Regions from separate parts of the Homo sapiens genome. Here region 2 is linked to region 1. Evidence: read pairs that join two places in POLR2A ChIA-PET (ENCODE). Cell type or tissue: OCI-LY7. All regions are shown on one strand. Each heading gives the region's core, and the rest is flanking DNA. Links, peaks and the distances in the headings are about the cores only. Region 1 overlaps TLL1 (tolloid like 1). Region 2 holds the start of TMEM192 (transmembrane protein 192).

Region 1 (12,125 bases), core at 2,178-10,177:
TTTGAAAAAAGGAGTAACATTAACCTAGTATATTTTATCCATCTAGTGCAATAAAACTTCATCATTACAAGTAGATACAGTCCAAAACCACCGTTGTTGAACTGCACAAACCAGGAACTTCCATTACTGCAAAGTTAATGAAACGACAGAGTTGCCAGTAAAGCTAGCTGGCTGGGAATTCTTGGAGTCTGGCTTCTAGCTCCTGACTTTGGTACGGCACCACTGGGTAGCAACTGTCCACTCTGGCTTAAATATCAATAAACACGATACCTGGCACTAATGCCAGCTTTGATGTCCAAGACAGCAGCAGGGATACATGGAACTCGAGTGATTCTATCACCAGATTGTGCAAATTAGACCCAAAATGTACTTAAGACAGAGGACTCCCCCCTCTGCCTTCTGCTTCCTGAGACAGAGTAGTATCCCATTTCCTATCCGCATCACCTTCCTCTGTGGAATTCCTGTCCCCACAAGATAAGAACTTCTACCAGAGATAAGAACAAACTGAAAATCATACTATATCCAAATTCCAGTTCTCGTGCAAATTTTAAGTCACTCGCGTGTTTAAAATGCATTTAAGTATCATGACTTCAAGTGTGAAGTTTTTAACCAGAAATCTTCCCCATCCTAGTTTCTACCTTCTCTGTATTGTCTTAAAGCTGTATGAATGTGTCAAAAAATAGATAGATGGACAGAAACATTATCTGGTATAGTACTTCTATTTCAATATATACTTCCTGAAATTTCAATCTTTCATTTAAATCAAATTGCTTTCCTAGCCCCAAATCTCATTAAATACCATAGAAACAATTCTTATACAGGCATACCTTGGAGATATTGCAGGTTTGATTCCAGACTACCACAATAAAGTGAATGTCACAATAAAGTGAGTCACACAAACCTTTTTGTTTCCCAGTGCATACAAAAGTTATATTTATACTACGCTGTAGTCTATTAAGTGTGCAATAGAATTATCTCTAAAAAAAAGTATATGCCTTAACCTAAAATTACTTTATTGCTAAAAATGGCTAACAGTCATTTGAGCCTTCAGTAAATAGTAATCTTTTTGCTGATGGAGGGTCCTGCATCAGTGTTCATAGCTGCTGACTAATCAAGGTGGTGGTTGCTGAAGGTTGGGGTAGTTGTGACAATTTCCTAAAATAAGACATGGAATTTGTCACATCAATTGACTCTTTCACAAGGAATTTCTCTGTATCATGCTATTCTGTTTGGTAGCATTTTACCTACAATAGAACTTCTTTGAAACTTGAAGTCAGTCTTCTCAAACTCTGCCACTGCTTTACCAAGTAAGTTTATGTAATATTCTAAATTTTTTGTTGTCATGTCAACAATGCTCAAAGCATCTTCACCTGGGGTATATTCTATCTCAAGAAACCCCTTTCTTTGCTCATCCATAAGAAACAATTCTTTATCCACTCAAGTTTTATCATGGGATTGCAGCAAATCAGTCACATCTTCAGGTTTTACTTCTAATTCTAGTTCTCTAACTATTTCCATCACATCTGCAATTACTTCCTCCACTAAAAATCCTGAACCCCTCACAGTAATTCATATGAGTTGGAATCAACTTCTTCCAAATCCTGTTAATGTTGATATTTTGATCTCATCCCATGAATCTCATTGTTCATAATGGCATCTGGAATGGTGAATTCTTTTCAGAAGGTTTACGATTTACTTTGCTCAGACCCAAATCCATCAGAGGAATCACTATTTATGGCAACCATAGCCATACAAAATGTATTTCTTAACCAATAACACTTGAAAGCCAAAATTGCTCCTCTGTGAGATATAGAATGGATGTTGTGTTAGCAGTGTGAAAACAACATTAATCTCCATGGACATTTCTTTTGGAACTCTTGAGTGACAAGCTACATTGCCAATGAGCAGTCATATTTTGAAAAGAATCTTTTTTTTGGAGCAGTAAGTCTCCACAGTGGACTTAAATATTCAATAAACCATGCTGTAAACAGGTGTTCTGTATTACAGGGTTTGTTGTTCCATATACAGAACACAGGCAGAGTAGATTTAGTATAATTCCTAAGGGCCTTAGAATTTTCAGAATGGTAAATAAGCGTTGGCTTTAACTTAAAGTCATTAGCTGCCTTAGTTCCTAACAAAAGAGTCAGCCTGTCCTTTGAAGCTTCGAAGTCATGCATTGACTTCTCCTCTCTAACTATGAAAGTCCTAGATGGCATCTTCTTCCAATAGAAGGGTGCTCCATCTACATTGAAAATATGTTGCTTAGTGTGGCCACCTCCATCAATGATCTTAGCTAGATTTTCTGAATAACTTGCTGCAGCGTCTACAAAAGCACTTTCTGCTTCACCTTGCACTTTTAGGTTATGGAGAAGGCTTCTTTCCTTAATCCTTCTGAGCTAACCTCTGCTAGCCTCCAACATTTCCTCTGCAGCTTCCTCACCTCACTCAGCCTTCATAGCCTTGAATAGAGTTAGAGCCTTGTTCTGGATTAGGCTTTGGCTTAAGCGAATGTTGTGGTTGACTGATCTATCCAGACCACTTAAATTTTCTCCATATCAGAAATAAGCTGTTTTGCTTTCTTATCATTCATGTGTTCACCAGAGTAGCACTTTTAATGTCCTTCAAGCACTTTTCCTTTGCATTCAAAACTTGGGTAACTCTGTGGCCCAAGAAGCCTCGCTCTTGGCCTATCTCGGCTTTGGACATACTATCCTCAGTCAGCTTTATCATTTCTAGCTTTTGATTTAAAGTGAGAGATGTGAGACTCTTGTTTTCACTTGAAAATATAGAGGCCACTGTAGGGTTATTAACTGGCCTAATTTCAATACTGTTGTGTCTCATGGAATAGAAAGAACCAAGGAAATGGAGAGATACTGGAAAATGGTTGGTAAGTGGAACAGTCAGAAGACACACACAACATTGATAAAGTTCTCTGTCTTATATGGGCATGGTTCATGGTGCTCCAAAACAATTCCAAGAATAGCATCAAAGATCATCAATCCCAGATCACCATAACAGATATAATAATGATGAAAAAGTCTGAAATATTGTGAGAATTACCAAAATGTGACACAGAGACATGAAGCGAGCTCATATTGTTAGAAAAATGGCATTGGCACAGGGTTGCCACAAACATTAAATTGTGTTAAAAAAATGCAGTATCTGTGAAGCATCATAAAGCAAAGTGCAATAAAACCAGGTATACCAGCCAGGTGCAGTGGCTCACGCCTGTAATCCTAGCACTTTGGGAAGCCAAGGCTGGCGGATCACAAGGTCAGGAAATCGAGACCATCCTCACTAATACGGTGAAACCCCGTCTCTACTAAAAATACAAAAAAAATTAGTGGAGCGTGGTGGTGGGTGCCTGTAGTCCCAGCTACTCAGGACAGGAGGCTGAGGCAGGAGAATGGCGTGAACCCGGGAGGCGGAGCTTGCAGTGAGCCGAGATCGTACCACTGCACTTCAGCCTGGGCGACAGAGCAAGACTCTGTCTCAAAAAAAAAAAAAAAAAAAAAAAAAGGTATACCTATATTTCCGATGCACTTTCCTATTTATATCATATTACTACAATATTACTTTATTTAAAGCTTTGAATATTTGATTTGTCAAATATTTAAATATTTGACAGATAAAATGTTGATAATCTCTTACTTACAAAAGTCAGCAATGTCTGATTATTGACTAAGACTGAAAAAAATTTTGCTGTGGTTTGAAGACTTGATGATTTATAAAGCACCATCATTTTTAGAGAAAAAAAATCACATTTTCCCTAGGGATTACTGCATATGATTGTACTGTTTATTTATGTGCAGAAGTTCCTGGGTGGCATGAGGGGCCTAAACTCAGCCCAATTTCAATGCCAAGCCAAACTGAAAAGTGGTTTATAATTCTTTGGCTCAGAAGGGGCACTTTTTTTGTAATGTTTCCAAGACAAGTACAAGCCAGCTAATGATATCCCTACTTGAGAGACAGAAGTACACTACAGCAGCTCAATAACCACTCAAATGCAGAAACCAGGTAAACAAAGAAATCTCAAGGAATCAGAGACTGATTTTCACAAATCCTGTGCTGGCTACCAGATAGTAACCCTCAGTAAGATTAGGCTCTATCTAAATATCATAGTCCAAAATTTCCAGTGTTTACATACATATAAATTCTGAGAAGCATAAGCTAATGCTCAAAAATAGCCCAAATTTCTGAATATTCTGGTTTTAACTTGTATGTTTTTCTCAAATACTAGTCTCTTTTCACAGTAGAGAAAATTTGAGAATTCAAAGTGGCACATTAATCTTCTTTGAGTTGATATTACTTATTATTGATATGCCTGAAGAAAAATATTTCTGAGATTTTACAGTGTCATGTAATGACTTGTAAGTCTGAATAAATCATTCTAAAATTTTGGAGTAGGGGAACAGAAAACAAGTAAGCAAAGGAAGAACAAAGAGACATGGGAAGAAAGGCAGGGAAGAAAAGGGATGATTATATTAAAGAAACGAAGGAAGAAGAATAATAGAGAAGAAGCAACCCCAATTTTCTGCCTTAGGGTAATAACAGGATGGCAAACCATAGCTACGGAAATATTGAGCTTTCTAAACCACTCTTTCAACCAGAGGTTTCAAAAACAACCAACCAATAACAAAGAATCATAGCAAGTATTTGATGCTAATAAGTTTCAATAGTTTCAAAACAAATACTCCTCTTAAGTTTATGTTGTTTAAACTATGAAGGCCAGAATAAATGAGTCCTTACCTTCTGTTACCCATTCACTTCTGGCTTTTTCTCCCTTCCCAGTGTTCTTGGCATAGGTCAACTGGGGAGCACTGATTCCCTGGGTTCCAGAGCCCTAGTCAGCTTTTCTGAAATAAGCCCTGAAAAGCTAGAGCAATCCTGGTAAAATCAGTTTTCTTTTCTTTCTCTCTCATCCAAGTCTTCTCCTCATCTCCCAACCTAAAATTTATCTTTGCCATTTTCATTATATAATTCAGGTTTCTCTGTATTTCTTCTCATGCTCTGTTTACTTTCCTTTGTATGCATTACTTTTCTACGTTTCTGCTCTGAGTTACTTTATTCTAAACATGCAGTGATGCAATGTTTAAACTTTTTTTTAAAAAAAACTGTAAGTGGTATGACAGATACAGCTAAAGAGTTTCAAACCACAGAACAGTCTCAGCTGAAGTGTGACTATACACACCTGCCAACACTACCTGTAGTTTTATCACTCCTTGGGGACCAAACACTGCTTTTCCTGTTTCTGGTCCAGTGGCTTAGAACGTCACCTTGTCTAACTATAAGACATCAAGGGAAGGGTGTCAAAAATGCCTTATACAAAATCTGCCAGAATAACTAAGTGATATAACACTTTGAAAGAAGGGTCCCCGGGGTATAAAGCTTATGGTCAGGAGATAAACAGAAAAGACGTTTCAATTTGGAAGAAACAGTGTTAAGAAAGAAAGAGAAGGAAGGAGGAGAAGTTAAAGAAAGGGAGACGGGGAACTAATAAAAACAGTTTGATTCCAGAATATGCCATGGTAACTGAAGCTATTTTGCATTTTGATGTTGTTATGCCATGCATTTTAGCCTACTCTATATTAATTACTTTGTTTCTTGCTTTAACCAAAATACACGTATAAAAAAGACAACCATCTCTAAGGTTGTTGGATAAAATATCCTGATTTTTATAAAAGTTTTGTTCTAAATGCTGCATCCAAAAGAATAACAAATTTTATTTAGCTTGTTATACTTAGCAAGGCACTTTCGCATATGCCATATGTCATCTCATTTGGGCCCCATAACAACCCAGGAGGGTAGGCAGGACAGGTTATCAGGTCTGATGCTGAGAGAACATAAATGACACTGTAGTAAAAAGGGGTGTCTGAACTTAGAGTATACCTGAAGCTTTTGAACTGCATGTTCCACGCTCTTCCCAATGCATGTGATTTTAATGTGTTACAGGATAGACTCAATTAAGGAAAGTACTATTTGTAAAACATTTGTTTGTATAATATTCATTGCTCAAATTTATCTAAGTTGGATCTAAGCCATGACAAAGGAAAAAAATAAGCTAATTTGAACCTTTACTTATTGTAGACCTTTGCTTTCCCTCCTATTCAAATTATTATAATTTTATGCAAAATGTTCTAAAGTTGAACTGTACTAGATAAATGATCCTCACATGATCTCCAAACACCATTACCATATAACTTATAAACAAAAAGAATATTTGAAAAGATATTTAGATCCTCAGGATTTGATAAGAATGAAAATGGGATTGTAATATTTTCTATTCTTTCATCACTTTCTCACCTATCTCGGTTTTTAATGAAAATTCCATCTTAATACAAGCATCAAATTAGGTTGCCTTATAGGAGAAACCTAATTCTATTCCCCTACAATTTCTCACAAATAAACATTATTTCTACCATTTCTATTGTCCATTTGTGTACATGGCAAGTATTTTCTGATACAATTTACTGAACTGTTACTTTTGAGAATTATTACATGATTGGGAGTTCCTGAAGCAACATCATTGAAATGATATAAAGCTGTATTAACCAACAATGCTCAACAACAATTCTCTAACTCTAGCAAAATTAAAACTATTCTCAAAGTTATAAATGTTTCACCTTTGCCCACATATGCATTTCTGCCTGACAAATAAAGCTCTCTACTTAGCTATAAAGTCCAAGTAATTTTTAAATTAGACTTTCTAAGTTTTCTCTTAATTGATGCCAACGTGCAAAGCAACTCCAATGTCCTCAAAGTAGTATTTTCATGGAATTGAAAATATCAATGGATAACTCAGGGAAATGATGATTTTCACAGGAGACGCATGGCATTTATTACTTGAGAAACACTTCTAAAGTTTTATTTTAGGTCAATGGCAGTATTTTGGGGTATGATGCTGACATAAAACACATTGGAAATAGCTATTTATATGGCTGACTTCATACAGACCTCAATCACTGAAGGGATTTAGCCCCCCAAATTAGGAAGTCACTTACATTGACTCTGACCTCCCCTCATGAGAAGTCCAGGTGCTTCTTCTTGAACTTCAAGGGCTCGGGCAGCCCAGGCATTGCCCCAACACTGCTTAGAGCAGTGGTCAGTCTGGAAGTAAAGAAGCACAGTAGTATCCCAGAGTGAGTGTTTTAAACAAGGCCTGCAAGAGGCACTAATACTGCATCCACGTCTGGCCACATGCCATTTCAGACTACAACATTATCCCGCCACAGCAAGAAATGGGGATGAAAGCCTAGAATAAGCTGTATTTATCCAAAGAATGTATCATAAGTGAGTTACAAACACATTTCTCCATATTGCCATTCATTTGGAGGTTAGCCTTGATGGCGTGATAATATTACAACTCCATATTCCAAATAATTATGGAATACACAGAAAGTCAGTTAATTATATATATACTATATGAATTATATTGTCTATAAATAACAACAAAATTGTAATAATATCATAAAATAGGTAAAATTATTTTAATTAAGTTATTAAGTTCCAATGACAAAGTAATATTGATTTTTGTTTATTCTTTTTTTTTTTTTTTTTTGAAGCAGGGTCTCATTCTGTCACCCAGGCTGGAGTGCAGTGGTGTGATCACCACTTACTGCAGCTTTGACCTCCCAGGCTGAAGTGATCCTCCTGCTTCAGCCTCCCAAGTAGTTGGGACTACAGGTGCACACCAACACAGCTGGCTAATTTTTTATTATTTTTGTAGAGGTGGGGTCTCCCTATGTTGCCCAGGCTAGCCTCAAACTCCTGGGCTCCAGTGATCCTCCTCCCTTGGTCTTCCAAACTGCTGGGACTACAGGTGTGAGCCACTGTGCCTGGCCTATTCTTCCATCTTTTCAAAAAACCTAATATATGCCTGAAACTAAAACTATTCTATTACACATATATTCCATTATTACTGAATAAAGTACAATATAATTAATACATAGTCCATAAGATTTAGAGTAACCAACTAGAAATGCCACAGGGTTTTCTCCTGACCACAGAAGAACTCTATTTACAGAGCAGTTTGACTAGTCCAGTTGAGGTACACTGGAGCTACGCCAGGGTCTTCATTTACTCTCCAGTGTTTCAGGAAATCCAAATGGGTGATTCATCTGGGGTCATCCACCAAAACCAGGCCTAGCTACAGGTGTAGCTCCTACCCCAGTGGTTTTGGGGACCCTCACAAACTCAAAATAAAAAACACAAACTAGAGGAAATGAAAATGATAGCATCGTGGGAGAGGGGAGAAACCACCGTGTAAGAGGAGACCAAGATGCTATTTCAATTCTAAAGATAAATAGCTCTATGACTTTACCAAGATTTACAGCAGTGATCTGTTTCCTCTTGAAACAGTGGAAAAGAAAAAAAAAACCCAGAAAATGTTTTTTATAATTGATATCATTGTAGGATCACCAGGTGAGCTTTTAAAAACTAGGAATATTCAGGACCCCTCACAGAGATTCTAATTTCATGCATCTGGGATACAACCTAAATATTAGTATTTTTAAGACTCCCCCAAATAATTTTAACGTGCAGCAAGTGTTAAAAACCACAAATCTGAAATTCCAAATGAGCTCAAAGCATCTTCCTTGACTCCAGAGATTCTTAGCCTGTAAGTGTTCTATGACTGTGTGCCTCCAAATTCTATGATGCTGTACCTTAAGCTCATTCTGTCACCCTTAAATCTAAGAAGTATCACATTATTTTAAAAAAAGGATTTCAAATGATGGACCAAAAAAAATTACACAACGATTGAACTGTAATAAATATAACCTTGACAATTTTTCCTTCAAATGGTATACTATTATCTTACATGTACATTACTTACTATACTATCTTCTTATGCATGTGTATATGTATGCTGTGGGGGGTAAGATACGTATCTAATAATCTTCCAACTAAAATTTCCATTTGTCTAAAATTACATCTTCAAATAACACCAATATTTTTTATCAACTTAATAAGAAATAGTAGCATCTTTGCACTGCAATTTTTTAAAGTTACGCTAATGATAAAAAATTTAATTAGTTACTAATTCGGCCTTATACATTTCTCACATTTTGAGTTATGCAAGGCTACAATTCTATAATTCTTACATTTTGGATTCTAGGGAGGAAACTGAAAAGCAGTAATCAATGCCAAAATTTAAGAAGGCCAAAAGAGTCATTTAAAGGAAAACAGAATTGAGAAATAAATATGCCCAATCTTAACTAAAATGTGCTTTGTAGATGACTCATGCTTTGGGGTAAACAACTGTAAGAGCAAACACTGCACAGGCAAGATGTAAATCCTGTAAATATGCAGAAGCACAATCCCATGTAGAGATGAATATCAACAATAAATAAAAATAAGATAATATATAAATAGATGTTATAAGTACAAATATAATACAACAAAGATATATCATTCACTAGCAAAGTCTAAGTTTACTACTAATAAAAGTTACACCTGATACCTATTAAATACTAAGAGCCATAGGATACTAGTATTATTCCCATTTTATACCCAAGGAAAAAAAGGCTCAAAGAAGTTTAGTAACTTCCCCATGTTCTCACATCTGGAAATACCATAACCAGAATTCAAACCTAAGGCAGACTTGACTCCAGAGATTCTTACCCTGTAAGTGTTCTAGAACAGTACAAGAGTAATGGAGAAATCACTTTTAGGTTGTCCTTTACCATGACATGCTAGTCAAACACTAGAAGCAAGGCGATTTTTTTTTCAATTTCAGAAAAGACATCAAAATAATCTATAGAACGTTCACGGACCTTTTCTAAGATGTTACCTTCATTTCTGAACTTTCAAAGGAAGATATTCATCATAAAATATCATGCATTTAGGTACTTGTGAATTGAAAACAAGGAAAATTTAAGCCGTAAATACTACATAATATAGAAATTCACAATAAACTCTAATGTATTAAACTACAAGCAGCACAAAAATTGCCTCAATGTTACCAGAATAAAAATTAACAAATGGGCATGAGAAGATAGCATCATGAAAGTAAGAGTTCCAATAATCCTGCAAAATGCCTTTTTTCATCATTAATAATACTATTATTTCATCAAAAATACATGATTTTTCTGGCATTCATGCAAAAATTCTTGGGCAAATGCTAAAATCGGAATGTATAGACAGGCAGCAGAACCAGTTCTCTGAAGATTTTTTGGTACTAGATCTTATTCTGCCAATGATTTGATCATATTCTCCCTGAGCATCACTTTCCTTATTTACAAAAATGAGAGGGCTAAACTATATTGGTGAGTTTTTTCCCATATAATATTTTAAGAAAGTTTTCAATCATGCAGCAAAGTTGAAAGAATCATACAATAAGCACCCCTACATATATCCTTTATCTACCTTCTACCATTACTATGTTACTATACTTGCTTTATTGGGTATCCACCTTATATCCACCCATCAATGCACCTTACTTCTGGTTCACTTCAAAGTAATTCACAGACGCTGATGTACACCTCCCCCTAAATATTTCAGCATGCCATAATTGAGTTCAGTAACTTTTTCGTCTTTTTACATAAAATTTACAAATCTTAAGTGTGCACTCAATTAGTTTTAATAAATGCATGCACCCAACGCCTGTCAAAATATAAAATACTGTATTAGTGTGTTTTAAAATATGTTTTCTAAGTAACAGAGATCAAGATACAAAACAGGTATAAGCAAAATGGCTTTATAAGAAATAAGTAAGAGTGAAGATCTTCACCCTCAGTGGGTCCCTCTACCCTATCTCTGGGGTTCCAAGAGCTCGCAGTTCTTCAAACGGGTGAAAATCATCTGATCATTTGCTCTCAAAGATCCCTTCCAGCTCTCTATGGAAATGCCTCTGTCCACAGACGAAAGTAATTAAACCACTCTGCCTTTCACCAAACATGAAACAAGGCCAACTTCTCAAAGCTTGCAAGTTTCACTGGTAAGTTATAATTGGTTTAATTATTTGTTTATTATGCCTAAGGCAACCCCGGGTTTGCATTTTGGATAGTCATCTTTTTTTAAGTGATTTTGAATGGTAATTAATATTTTTCTATACTAGGGCCAAGCTCTAGTCACAAACTGGAATGAGCTTTCATACATTATGGCCAGTTACCAAATACAATACTACTATGGGTTGGTATTTACAGTGAAGAGTGGAGTTTTCTATACATAGAGGAATTACAATTCCTGCTGAGATCAATCAGTCTTGGGAGCATGCACGCTCCCTCTGTCTCTCTGACCTTAACATAAGCTGTACCCTTTGAATAAACAAAGCCCCTCCAGGGAAATGTGAGAGGCTAGCCCTGCTCCTCCCTCACATGTAACTTTAGGCAACTCTCCCAGCCGACTTGGGCCTCAGTTTTCTGGTTGGTAACACTGAGGGAGGGGTGACTAAATAATCCTTGGCATTAATAACTTCAATCATATGAACAGTGAACACAAAATTCACTTCAAAAAAGCCAGCTTCCTGCAGACAATTAAGTACCTAGAAAAGAAAGCTATAAACCTGTAATTCATCAGATCACTCAATCGTCATAAACATTCAGCCCTAACCACAGATTTGACTCAGACTGCAGGAAGACTTAATCCTGTTCTCAGTATTTATATAGATCTTTTTAAATAGCCGATTCTTGTTTCTCCAACACAAAACTTTCTTTTTTTTCCCAGACTATCTTCCTTAAAAAGAATTCCAGTTTGAGCTATTAGTATTTAATGAATTTTCTAGAACTTCAAAAAGGTCAATATTACTTATAGTACATATGTATGAAATGGGGCCAAATCAATGATGAGCTCTCCTCTGTACTTCTTGTTATTTATGTCTTAGCCAGTCTATTGATCATCAATAATGCCTATGATAAAGGTAATATAAAAAGACCCACTCCACGGGTAACTCAAATAAATTAGAATTAGTAGAGTGGGGAGACAATTCTGGTGGGAAGAGTTTGAACCATGAGCATATTCATTGCTCAGGACTGTTGGCAGACAATTCTCCATGGATCTCTTGGGTTTCTGCACATCTTGTCAGTAGAAGTACCGATCTGATGTCCTTTGTTCTAGATTATATTTTTAAACATTTTCGTATAAAGACAAACTAGCCAGATACAGCAGAGGGCAGATTTGTTTGCTGA
Region 2 (12,125 bases), core at 1,684-9,683, 810 kb after region 1:
CACTAAGTAGTAGCCTTGAGTTTCATGAAGGTTACAAAATTCATTTTCACCCTGAGTTTCGGTATGTGTTTTCTAAAACCTTTCAGAGAAATTGTGGTTTTGGTCTGAAACTTCACATATTTGGTGTCTATCCAAACATGAATTACTTTTGGGATTTTTAGCAAACTTTTTTTTCTGCTCCTGAGTCAGTGAAACAAACAAACAAACAAAATTCTGCCTTCAAAAATAAGTGTGCTTTTAAATGCCAGGATTTGAGATCATAAGAACTTTAGGAGAAAACAAACAATAATGAGAGGGCAAGTACTGGATATCAAGCCTGAAACTTTACAAGCCCTGAGACCTCTAACAGAGTCCATTATCACTCAAATGTGGAATGTTTGGTTACAACGGGACTCTATTTGTGGTACAGGTGCTTTGAAAGATACAAACATTTACGAAACAAATAAGTGGAAACTGGAATGTTTCCAATTGCTTACAATATCCTTAAATTTCTTTCTAGAAAAAAAAATTTTTCCAGAAAAAAGTACATAAACTAAATATAATTTGATATGCTAAAATAACTATTGACCTCCTTTTTTTGTCTGTTCATTGAAAGGGAATTTTTCAATGGCATCTCTCTAAGTACCTAAGAGAGATTTAGCTACAAAACATTATCCAAAGACAGAATTTTGGATATCTTCATTTCTGACAATGGTATAGGGCAGCCTAAGAGAATTGTAGAAATATTTAGCTAGGATCAACTTGTTCTAAAATTTTATTTAAAAGGCAAGTTAAGAAAAAAAAAATAAGTATGGGAGGTGGTAAATACATTAATTAGCTTGATTCAATCATTCTGCAATGTATCCATATACCAAAACATCATGTTGAACATCATAAATATATATAACTTTTATTTATTGATTAAAAATAAATTTAGGCTGAGCACAGTGGCTTATGCCTATAATCCCAGCACTTTGGGAGACCGAGGTGGGAGGACTGCTTGAGCCCAGGAGATCAAGACCAGCCTTGGCAACATAGTGAGACCCCATCTTTATTCAATAAATAAATAAATAAATCCATTTCAAAGGCAGATTAAAGTCAATATCAGTAAAGAGATCCTGCTTTAAAATTAACAAAAATATCAATTAAGTACCTATTGTTTGTATGCATGTTACGTTATGCCAGGCTGAATAATAGAAATCATAGTGAATAAAGGACAGATTTTGATGTTGAAAAAAAATCAATGAGATATTATTAACATTTTAATATCTGTGATCAGGAATGAGCACGGTGCCTGGAACAATGCTGATGGTGACAACACAGGAAAGATGGGGCTTCAGTCCAGCATCTTCTAATGGTGAACTGTTTGGTAGCATAGAGGTGGAAAGGTCATGGCTGACACTCCTATAACAAAAGCCAGATTAACAAGAGAAAAGCATAACAGATTTATTTATTTATTTATTTAAGAGGGAGTCTCGCTCTGTCACCCAGGCTGGAGTGCAGTGGCGCGATCTCGGCTCACTGCAACCTCTGCCTCCCGGGTTCAAGCAATTCTCCTGCCTCAGCCTCCTGAGTAGCTGGGATTACAGGTGATCTAATGACAATAGACTGAGTAGGGATAAGAATTTACAAGCATCTACTTTAATGCTTAGTACCAGGGTCAGCAAGGCCTGTTTGTTCAAAAGTCATAGAGAAACTTGGCTTTTGAGGCCTGCCAATGTGTCCTTCACTTCAAGTACTCAGCATGCAAAAGCACTATACTTGTGATATTATCCTCTTCTTTTTTTTTGTTGTTGTTGTTGAGACAGGGTCTTGCTCTGTCACACAGGCTGGAGTGCACTGGCATGATCTCGGCTCACTGCAACCTCTGCCTCCCAGGTTCAAGAAATTCTTGTGCCTCAGCCTCCTGAGTGGCTGAAACTACAGGCACGCACCACCACACCTGGTTAATTTTTGTATTTTTGATAGAGACGGGGTTTCACCATTTTGGCCAGGCTAGTTGCATTTTTAAACTTTTAAATCTGAAAAGTGTCTTGCTCTGTTGCCCAGGCTGGAGTGCAGTGGTGCAATCTCCGCTTCTGGGTTCAAACCATTCTCCTGCCTCAGCCTCCTGAGTAGCTGGGATTACAGGCGCATGCCACCATGCCTGGCTAATTTTTGTATTTTTAGTAGAAATGGGGTTTCGTCTGTTGGCCAGGCTGGTCTTGAAGTCTTAATGTCAGGTGATTCGCCCGCCTTGGCCCCCCAAAGTGCTGGGATTACAGGTGTGAGCCACTGCGCCTAGCCGATATTATCTTCTGAGCCCCAACACTAGGAAAACAGCTTCTCTCCTCCTCTCCTTACTCCTCATAAGTAAATAAACGCAAGAATCTTCACCAAAAGATCTTTAGTCATACAAAAATGAAGTGTCAGATACTTTTTAAATATAACTTATTTACAGGGCTATGCTTATATAAATTGCTTTAACAGTCATTAGAGCATTATATGGGCTGAGAACATATTTTTAATATATTATTAAAACAATGGGTCTGGCATGGTGGCTCTTGCCTGTAATCCCAGCACTTTGGGAAGCCGAGGCAGAAGAATCACTTGAGACCAGGAGTTCAAGACCAGCCTATAGTGAGACTCTGTCTTTACAAACAAAAAACAAACAAAAATGATTATGTATGTTAATAATGCCTTAATAAATCTGATTTAGACAAAAAATGACTAACATTTGCTTAGTGCTTTGTAGAGACAACATTGTATAAAGAGCATTACATGCATTATTTTATTTAATAGAAAATCTCTGGCTGGGCACAGTGGCTCACGCCTGTAATCCCAGCACTTTGGGAGGCTGAGGTGGGCAGATCACTTGAGGTCAGGAGTTCAAGACCAGCCTGGCCAACATGGTGAAACGCTGTCTCTACTAAAAATGCAAAAATTAGCCAGGCATGGTGGCTGACGCCTGTAATCTCAGCTACTTGGGAGGCTGAGGCAGGAGAATGACTTGAATCTGGGAGGCAGAGGTTGCACTGAGCCAAGATCACGCCATTGCACACCAGCCTGAGCGACAAGAGTGAAACTCTATCTCAAAACAAAACAAAACAAAACAAAAGGAAAGAAAATTTCTGTAAAAGGGAAACTAAAACTTCCCCACCTCAGCCTCCAAAGTAGCTGCTACTACAGGTGCACGTCACCACACCTAGCTAATGTTCTAATCTTTTGTAGAGACAGAGACTCACCATGTTGCCCAGGCTAGTCCCGTACTCCAGGCACCAAACAATCCTCCTGCCTTGGTGTCTCAACATGCTAGGGGCCATAGGCATGAGCCACCTTGCCCAGTCAGCTCCTAAGAACTTAAGCTAAGTGCCCAATATCACATGCTTGGTAAGATGCAGAACTCAAACCTCCATGACTAATTCTGGAGCCCTGGTCTTAACCAGTGTGCTGTCCCTGTGAAAGTACATGTCTTGGCTAGGTGCAGTGGCTCACACCTGTAATCCCTGTACTTTGGGAGACTGAGGCGGGAGGGTGGCTTGAGACCAGGAGTTTTGAGACCAGCGTGGGCAACATAACAAAGTCCCATCTTCACAAAAAGAAAAATCTTAAAAATAAGCCTGGTATGGATGTGTGAACATATAGTCCCAGATGCTTGGGAGGCTGAAGAGGGAGGATTGTTTGAGCCCAGGAGGTTGAGGCTGCAGTGAGCTATGATAGCGCCCCTGTGCTCCAGCCTGGTTAACAGAGTGAGATCCTGTGTCGAAAACAACAACAGAAAAGCATGTCTTGACATAATAATGAAATGAAATGTGTGAACCTTGATTGGATTCTGGTTACTGAAAAAGAAAAAACAGCAGCTGGGCCAGGCACAGTGGTGTATGCCTGTTATCCAAGCTACTTGGGAGGCTGAGGTGGGAGGATTGCTTGAACTCAGGAGTGTGAATCCAGCCTGGGCAACATAGCAAGACTCCATCTCAAAAACAAAACAAAACAAAATAAAACAAAAAAAGCAGCTAAAAAAGACATTTTGGAAACAACTTAGAAAATTTTTGCCATAGATTGGTTATTAGTAAACATGGAATTACTATTAGTTGTGTGTAATATTGATATTGTGGTTATGAAAGAAAATATAAAATATCCTTATTTTAGGCAACAAAGTATCTAGGAATGAAGCTTCATATTGTCTTCAATTTACTTTCAAGTAGTTCAGTTAAAAAATGGCCAGGCACGGTGGCTCACACCTGTAATCCCAGCACTTTGGGAGGCCAAGGCAGGCGGATCACAAGGTCAGGAGATCGAGACCATCCTGGCTAACACAGTGAAACCCCGTCTCTACTAAAAATACAAAAATTAGCTGGGTGTGGTGGCGGGCGCCTGTAGTCCCAGACCCTGGGGAGCCTGAGGCAGGAGAATGGCGTGAACCCGGGACGCGGAGCTTGCAGTGAGCCGAGATCGCGCCACTGCACTCCATCCAGCCTGGCGACAGAGCGGGACTCCATCTCAAAAAAAAAAAAAAAAAAAAAAGTATGTGAACACACACACCCACACACAGAGCAACCAAGACAAAAAATGAACAACTAATGAATCAAGTGTGAGGGGTACATGGATGTTCATTGTATTAATCTTTCAACATTTCTGTAGGCTTGAAAATTTTCAAAATAAAATGCAGAGAAGAAAATTTGCACGTCTAGAAAAGGCTTGTGATAAATAATTCATAGAATCTCAGGATTATGAGACCAGCCTGGGCAACATAGTGAGACCTTGTCTCTACGAGAAAAAAAAGAAAAAGAAAAAAGAAGATCACGTGGAGTCTTACACCATCTCTTCCTTCACTAACATTTGCGTAGTTTTATCTCACACATCCTAAACTGGATCACACTATACTCAATGTACAAATAAGCATTAGAATGTATGAAAGTGGGCAAGACGCGGTGGCTAAACTTGTAATCCCAGCACTTTGGGAGGCCGAGGCGGGCGAGTCACCTGACCTCAGGAGTTCCAGACCAGCCTGACCAACATGGCTAAACCCTGTCTCTACTAAAATACAAAAATAGCCAGGCTTGGTGGCACGCGCCTGTAATCCTAGCTACTCAGGGGGCTGAGGCAGGAGAATGGCTTGAACCTGGGAGCCGAGATTGCACCACTGCATTCCAGCCTGGGCGACAGAGCGAGACTCCGTCTCCGCCGCCCCACCAAAAAAATGTATGAGTGTATATATTCTAACTGATATCAAAGTTCTCTCCGGGAGCTGGTAACAGAAAATTTCTTTCCTTGTTTGCTTACATTTTTACAATCATGAGCTTTTTAGAAAATGTCATTGAAGTTTTTTCTCTTTTTGAAATTCAATTTTAAAAGAAACAAGGGCCCAGTGGCTCACGCCTGTAATCTCAGTACTTTGAGAGGCTGAGGTGGGAGAACTGGCCAGGAGGCCAAGAATTCGAGGCTGCAGTGAGCCGAGGTCGTGCTAGGGCACTCCAGCGTGGGCGACAGAGCGAGACTCTGTCTTAATAAACGAACGCCGTAAGCATTCCGAACTGCTTTGTTTCCCATTGGAGAAATCTGTAAATATGTCATGGAAATTGGAATCTTTATTCTGCTCCTGTCCCTCTGCTGGCGGAGTAGGATTTTACCGCTGGTTCTACCTAGGCGTAGAGCTGTGTCTGCAAACAACCAGGCAAGACCGAAAAAAGTTAATGTTCTTAAAATATGCAAGTGGAGCCCGAAAATAGTTAAATTCTTGGACTAGGAAGGCATCCTTAAATGCTCAAGTCTCTGGGTAAGAGCGCACCGAGGGGCTGCGGCCAGAAGCCCCAGGAACCGAGGTGGTTCAGGCGGTAGCCACCGCCCACAGTCCAGGTCTTCTGGGCCGGCACACCCCTCCCACCATCTCAGCCAATCGGAGCTAAGGGGGCGGGGATCGGGCCAGCCGGAGGCGGGGCGGACGCAGGAGGGGGTGTGTCTGGGGAGGGGCCTGGCAGGTCCCAGAAGGTGGCGAGTTTCGCGGCCAGAGGCTTACAGGTCCAGGTGGAGAGGCCGGGCTGGCCAGGGCTTCGGCCTCCGGCGTCGGGAAATGGCGGCGGGGGGCAGGATGGAGGACGTGAGTGCACGGAGGCGGCGGGCGGTTGGCCCCGGAATCCGCTTTTTCTTGTGCCGGGGCGCACGGGGCGGAGACTCAGAGAGGGAAGCCACCCTTGGCGACTGCGGCCGCGGCCGAAGGGGGCGCCGCCTGTGCCCGGGGAGGCCTGGGCGCGGGGCTTTGGGAGGGCTCCAGGCGGCTGTGGGATCCGCGACACGTTGGCTCCGGGCTAATTTTCCCAGTGGAGGCTGGGGTGGGCTCCTGGGCGGTGGGCGCGCGGCCCCCGGGGGTCCCAGGCTGGCGCCCAGCCCACGTGCGGGGTACGTCTTTGATCCCGGAACTGGCAGCTTCACGTGATGCGCGCCTGGCCTGACAGCCCTTCCTCCCCGCGAGTCTCCGGGAGCCGGGCCGATGGGTTCCGCTCGGACGTCCCAGGGGCACAGGGGGCGAATCTCCCTTCCTGGTGAGGTCCCTTGCCTTGGCTCTAGAGGCTGTGGACTTGGAGTGACAACGACGCTCGGGCCGGGCGCCAGCGTCCCGCAGACCTGTCGCTATCATGGCCTGGAAACCCACACGAGAGAAAAAGTGTCATGTGTTGTTTTGAATCTAGCATGGTAGGAATACAAAGGTTTTTAAATCTTTGATAGATTCAAACCAGATTACCAAAACAAAAACAAAAACAAAAAAACAAAAAACCAGTGGCCTAGTTTACAGCGTGTATAGTACAGAATGGTAGCATAATTACAAAAATCTTATTTCTTTGCTTCAGTATCGTAAGGTGTTTTTAGGAGAAACATGTATGTATGCTGAGAGTTAACTGGATTTTCCACTGGCAAGTAATAAAATTTTTGCTCTTGAGAAATGCAAAGTTGACAGTTACTGTAAAGCACTAATTTGGGTTAATAAATTAGTAGGAATATTACTGTGATCCTATCACTGAATGAACTGCATCAGGAAAAGGAAGAGAAACATGAAACAGTTCCAGCATTACGGTAGCTTAGATTCTTGTGCAGTAACCAGTTAAATAATCTTGATGAAATAAAGACCAAACAATTTCTAATGAAACTAAAATTTTCTATTTTTTCCAGTTGAGAAAATGGAAAATTAACTGTAAGACCTGTAAGTAGATTTGAGACTCATATATATTTAAAGCAAAATTCATTGTTTCTGAGTTTTTAAGGCTGAGCTTCATGAGCTGACAATGTACAGAAAAAACCGAATATGTAAGAGGAAAATGAGAGTGTCTTAGAAAAACACATGCAGTAAGTGCTTCTTGGTTGATGCTAAGCTGCTCTGGCGTTCTTGGATCTGTAGCTTTTAGCTTTAGGATGCATATAGTACTAGAAATCTGCTTCCTCAAACACTGGAGCCTGGGGATGGTCTGGGAGGCTCATGCCTGTAATCCCAGCACTTTGGGAGGCCGAGGCAGGCAGATAACCTGAGGTCAGGAGTTTGAGACCAGCCTGGCCAACATGGCAAAACCCCGTCTCCACTAAAAATACAAAAATTAGCCAGGTGGGGTGGTGGGGGCCTGTAATCCCAGATACTGGGGAGGCAGGAGAATCGCTTGAACCCGGAAGGCAGAGGTTGCAGTGAGCCAAGATCGCATCACTGCACTCCAGCCGGGGCAACAGAGCGACAGAGCGAGACTCTGTCTCAAAAATAAAAATAAATAAAAATTAATTAGAGATTAATGTTTTGCTACCAACCACATATTGGAGTCACTTTAGATCTGAGTAAGTTGCCTGCTTTTGGTATTTTGTAAACATGATTCCTAGCCTTCAAGAAAAAGCTAAAAATTTTGGACCATGCCTTAGTTACAGACACTTAAATGAGTTGAGTCAAAGACTTTGTGTTAGTAGGGATTCATTGTTTGCAGGCAGTGAAACCAACTGTGGCTAATTTAAGAAAAGGATGTATTCGAAAGGCTATAGGGTGAGTATATGCCAAGGCCTCTGAAAGGACCCAAACAAGGGCATCTCAAGGCATTGAAGTGACAGGAGTCCTTTCAGGGTCTACCCTGGAATGAATCTGCCTAAATCATGATCTTTCTTCTTTTTTTGTGATGGAGTTTCACCCTTGTTGCCCAGGTTGGAGTGCAATGGTACGATCTCGGCTCACTGCAACCTCCGCCTCCCGGGTTCAAGTGATTCTTCTGCCTCAGCCTCCCAAATAGCTGGGATTACAGGCATGCACCACCACACCTGGCTAATTTTGTATTTTTAGTAGAGACGGGATTTCTCCATTTTGGTCAGGCTGGTCTCAGGTGATCCATCTGCCTTGGCCTCCCAAAGTGTTGGGATTACAGGCGTGAGCCACCGTGCCCGGCCTCATGATCTTTCTTTTACTGCTCATGGAAAGAGTTGGATTCACCCAACTGTTTTTTGTTCCATGACCACTCCTAGAGCAGAGGAGGAGGAAGGGTATTGAAGGATGGTTCCACTAAGACTTAATGCAGAAGTAGACAGTGGGTCCTCAAAGGAAATAGAGTTATTGTCACAGAAGAGAGAAGAGATACCATGTGGGCAAAAACAACAGACATCTTCTACAGGTGGTAATGTAGTTAATAATGGAAATGAAAAAATCATTTGGATTCAGGAGTCCTCTTCCCCTCACCCTTCACTTGCAGATGGTGAGTTAATAGAATGACTGGGTGCTGTTTGTATGGTTACACTGCATATTTCCTATAGGATTCAATGGAAAGTAAATACTCCTGAGTGACATAGAGAAGAACCATATTATAGTCCCCAACTCCTTCAGTGTAGTTAGGAAAAACAAAAGATACACCCATGAAAAGGAAAACAATACAAGGCAGCATAAGAAATATTCCAAATGAATATTATGGGCAATAAGTTTTATAGGATTTTAAAGCAGAAGGAAAACACTTAACAAGGCCAGTTTTATAGAGAACATAAACTTGGTTAGGACCTTGAAAGATGCATAGAATTCTGAAAAAGGTAAGGGAGGATATTTGTAGGGCTCTATAGAAAGCTCATTTAGGCGAGAGAAGAAGGTGCATGAAAGTGACATATTAGGAGATAAAGTAGATTATTGTCTTATAGTGAAGTTTTCAATGCTAGCTTTGTTTAAATGTCCCAGGTCTGGCCAGGTGCGGTGGCTCACGCCTGTAATCCCAGCACTTTGGGAGGCTGAGGCGGGTGGATCACCTGAGGTCAGAAGTTTGAGACCAGCCTGGCCAACATGGCGAAACCCGGTATCTACTAAAAATATAAAAATTACCTGGGCATGGTGGCACATGCCTGTAATCCCAGCCTGTGGTCAGGAGGCTGAGGCAGGAGAATTGCTTGAACCTGGGAGGCAGAGGTTGCAGTGAGCCAAGATCACACCATTGCACTCCAATCTGGGCAACAAGAGCGAAATTCTGTCTCAAAAGTAAATAAATAAATAAATAAATAAAAATTTCCCAGGTCTGAAGCATACAAGAAGTTGAGCAGTCTTTCTTTCTCTCAACACGCATATTGAACACCTTAGCATCTGCTGTGTATCAAGTGTTAAAAGCACAAAGGACATAATATAAAAGAGTCTCTGCCCTTGTAAAGCACATTTTATTCTGACAATTTCAATGCCATGTGCTTAGTATGGTAGGTTATGATACAGATACAGATGTAAGAGAGTTCAGTAGGGACTTCCATTCCCAGCCAACATGGAGTAACTGGGAATAGATATACCATTCTGCCTGAAACAACCAAAAAGCTAGATATAACGTATGATACAACACTTTGTGAGATACCGGACATCAGACAATGAAGGGTAGCAATCTCAGAGATGGGAAACAAATGCTGTGAACCCTATCACTGCTCCGGCTTACTGCCTTGAAAGAGTGTGCAGGCTGTGACAGGGAAGGGGGAAGCCAGGCAGAGCCCAGCAGACTTCTGAGTTGAGGAGATGGAGTTGAGGGTCTAGGAGATCGAGGTAACTGGAGTTCACAAGACAGAGCACCCAGAGAGGAGAGAGCTACAAAGAGGGAGAACTCTGAAGATATGCACGGGGAGCCCCCTGGCCCTGCGCCTACCAGGCATCCAGTAGAGTGCTAATCAGGGCATGAGGAAGCTCTTGGAGGCCTCATAAAGAACCACCTAAAAGGATTGGAAGGAACAGTTTCTCCATACAGGGCCAAGAATACTGCCTATTTCACCCACAAGCCAGACGGAACCCTCATAATTCACAGAGCATGTAGGTAGAGTACTCAGAAAGGTCTTGCCTCAGTAGTGGAGGCCTTAGATTAGCCTTAGATGAAGCCCACCTAATTTCTTAACAGCAAGACTGTTTCCAAGTAACTTGACTGCACTCCAGAACAAAGTTCACGAATATAGGATTACAGAAAATGGCCGGGTGCGGTGGCTCATGCCTGTAATCCCGGCACTTTGAGAGGCTGAGGCGAGCGGATCACGAGGTCAGGAGATCGAGACCATCCTGGTTAACATGGTGGAACCCTGTCTCTACTAAAAGTACAAAAAATTAGCCGGGCGTGGTGCTGGGTGCCTGTATCCCAGCTACTTGGGAGGCTGAGGCAGGAGAATGGTGTGAACGCAGGAGGCAGAGCTTGCAGTGAGCCGAGATCATGCCACTGCACTCCAACCTGGGTGACAGAGCAAGACTACATCTCCAAAAAAAAAAAAAAAAAAAAAAAAAAAGGGAATACAGAAAATACCCAGCACCCACAGAGGTAAAATTTGCAATATCTGGCATCCAATAAAAAATGACAAGGCATGCTAAGAGGCAGGAAAATGTGAGCTGTACTGAGTCCACTGAAACTGATTCAGACATGACATAGGCTAGAAATAGCATGTGAACATTAAACATTATTATAAATGTCTTCTATATATTTAGAAGTTACATAGAGACATGGAAGATACAAAGTAGACCCAGCTCAAACTTGTACAGATGAAAACTACAATGTCAGATTAAGAGTGCAGTAGGAATGATGCTGGGGCTGGGAATGCTAAAAAGGCACCGCAGAGAAGGCGGTTTTGCTGGGACAAGCATTTGACAGGTGGGGAAGAATAAGTAGAGCTGGTGTAGAGATGGAAAGTGTTTCATGAAAGACGGGTATCATAAGCAGACGGCACCAGGAGGGAGGGAAATGGTGAGAGGCAAATCCTTGGCCAGGCGTGGTGGCTTATGCCTGTAATCCCAGCACTTTGGGAGGCCAAGGTGGGTGGATTGCTTGAGTTTTGGAGTTCAAGACCAGCCTGGGCAACATGGTGAAATCTCACCTTTACTAAAAATACAAAAATTAGCCAAGCATAGTGGAGTGTGCCTCTGGTCCCAGCTACTCGTGAGACTGAGGTAGGAGGATTTCTTGAGCCTGGGGAGGGGGGCACGGAGGCTGCAGTGAGCCGAGATCGTGCCACTGTTCTCCAGCCTGGGTGACAGAGTGAGACCCTGTTTTTTTTTTTGTTTTTGTTTTTGTTTTAAAAAAAAAGGTTGGGTACAGTGGTTCACACCTGTAATCCCAGCACTTTGGGAGGCTGAGGGTGGACCACTTGAGGTCAGGAGTTTGAGACCAGCATGGCCAACATGGTGAAACCCCGTCTCTATTAAAAATACAAAAACTAGCTGGACAAGGTGTCGGGCACTTGTAATTCCAGCTACTTGGGAGGCTGAGGCAGGAGAATTGTTTGAACCCAGGAAGCAGAGGTTGCAGTGAGCTGAGATCATGCCATTGCACTCCAGCCTGGGGGACAGAGCAAGACTCTGTCTCAAAAAAAGAAAAAAAAAAGAGAGAAAAAAAATCCTGAGAAGTTACTTGGGGACAGATTGTAAAGCGATAGACTAAGAATTTGGACTTTGTCCTGAGGATTTGGGGATCGTATTAGGATTATCCAGAGGGACAGAACCAATAGGATATATGTATATATAAAAAGGGGGTTTATTAGGGAGAATTAGCTCACAAGATTACACAGTGAAGTCCCATGATAGGCCACCTGCAAGCTGGGGAAAGGGAAGGTGGTAGTGGCTCAGTCCAAGTTCAAAAGCCTCAAAACCAGGGAAGCCAACAGCGCAGCCTTCAGTCGGCAGCCGAAGGCCTGAGAGCCCCAGGCAAGCTGCTGGTGCAGGTTTCAGA

The links. ChIA-PET counts read pairs that join two places held together with the same protein. Peaks named below come from ENCODE experiments on the same cell type or tissue, not always from the same donor. Only the 100,000 strongest peaks of a DNase experiment are listed, where the experiment ranks them.
Region 2: POLR2A ChIA-PET joins it to region 1 with 11 read pairs; 2 of 35 experiments call an interaction of 5 or more read pairs at or near these places.

The regions. Positions count from the first base shown.
Region 1 is chr4:165,914,816-165,926,940 of GRCh38, reverse strand. The region is part of intron 1 of TLL1 (tolloid like 1); the gene reads right to left. Among named protein-coding and RNA genes, the nearest start is that of TLL1, 48 kb to the right of the region's middle. In OCI-LY7, for the core only: no CTCF peak of the experiment used is centred there; a DNase peak (open chromatin) is centred at 5,220; H3K4me3 peaks cover 2,847 bases; H3K27ac peaks cover 2,825 bases.
Region 2 is chr4:165,106,680-165,118,804 of GRCh38, reverse strand. It overlaps TMEM192 (transmembrane protein 192), which reads left to right and starts at 5,945. Exons shown (of 6, transcript NM_001100389.2): 1 at 5,945-6,058. The coding sequence starts at 6,032. RefSeq lists enhancers at 5,590-5,649, 6,430-6,669 and silencers at 5,773-5,971, 6,140-6,399. In OCI-LY7, for the core only: CTCF peaks have their summits at 5,351, 5,556 and 6,308; DNase peaks (open chromatin) are centred at 5,844, 6,114 and 6,404; H3K4me3 peaks cover 2,275 bases; H3K27ac peaks cover 542 bases.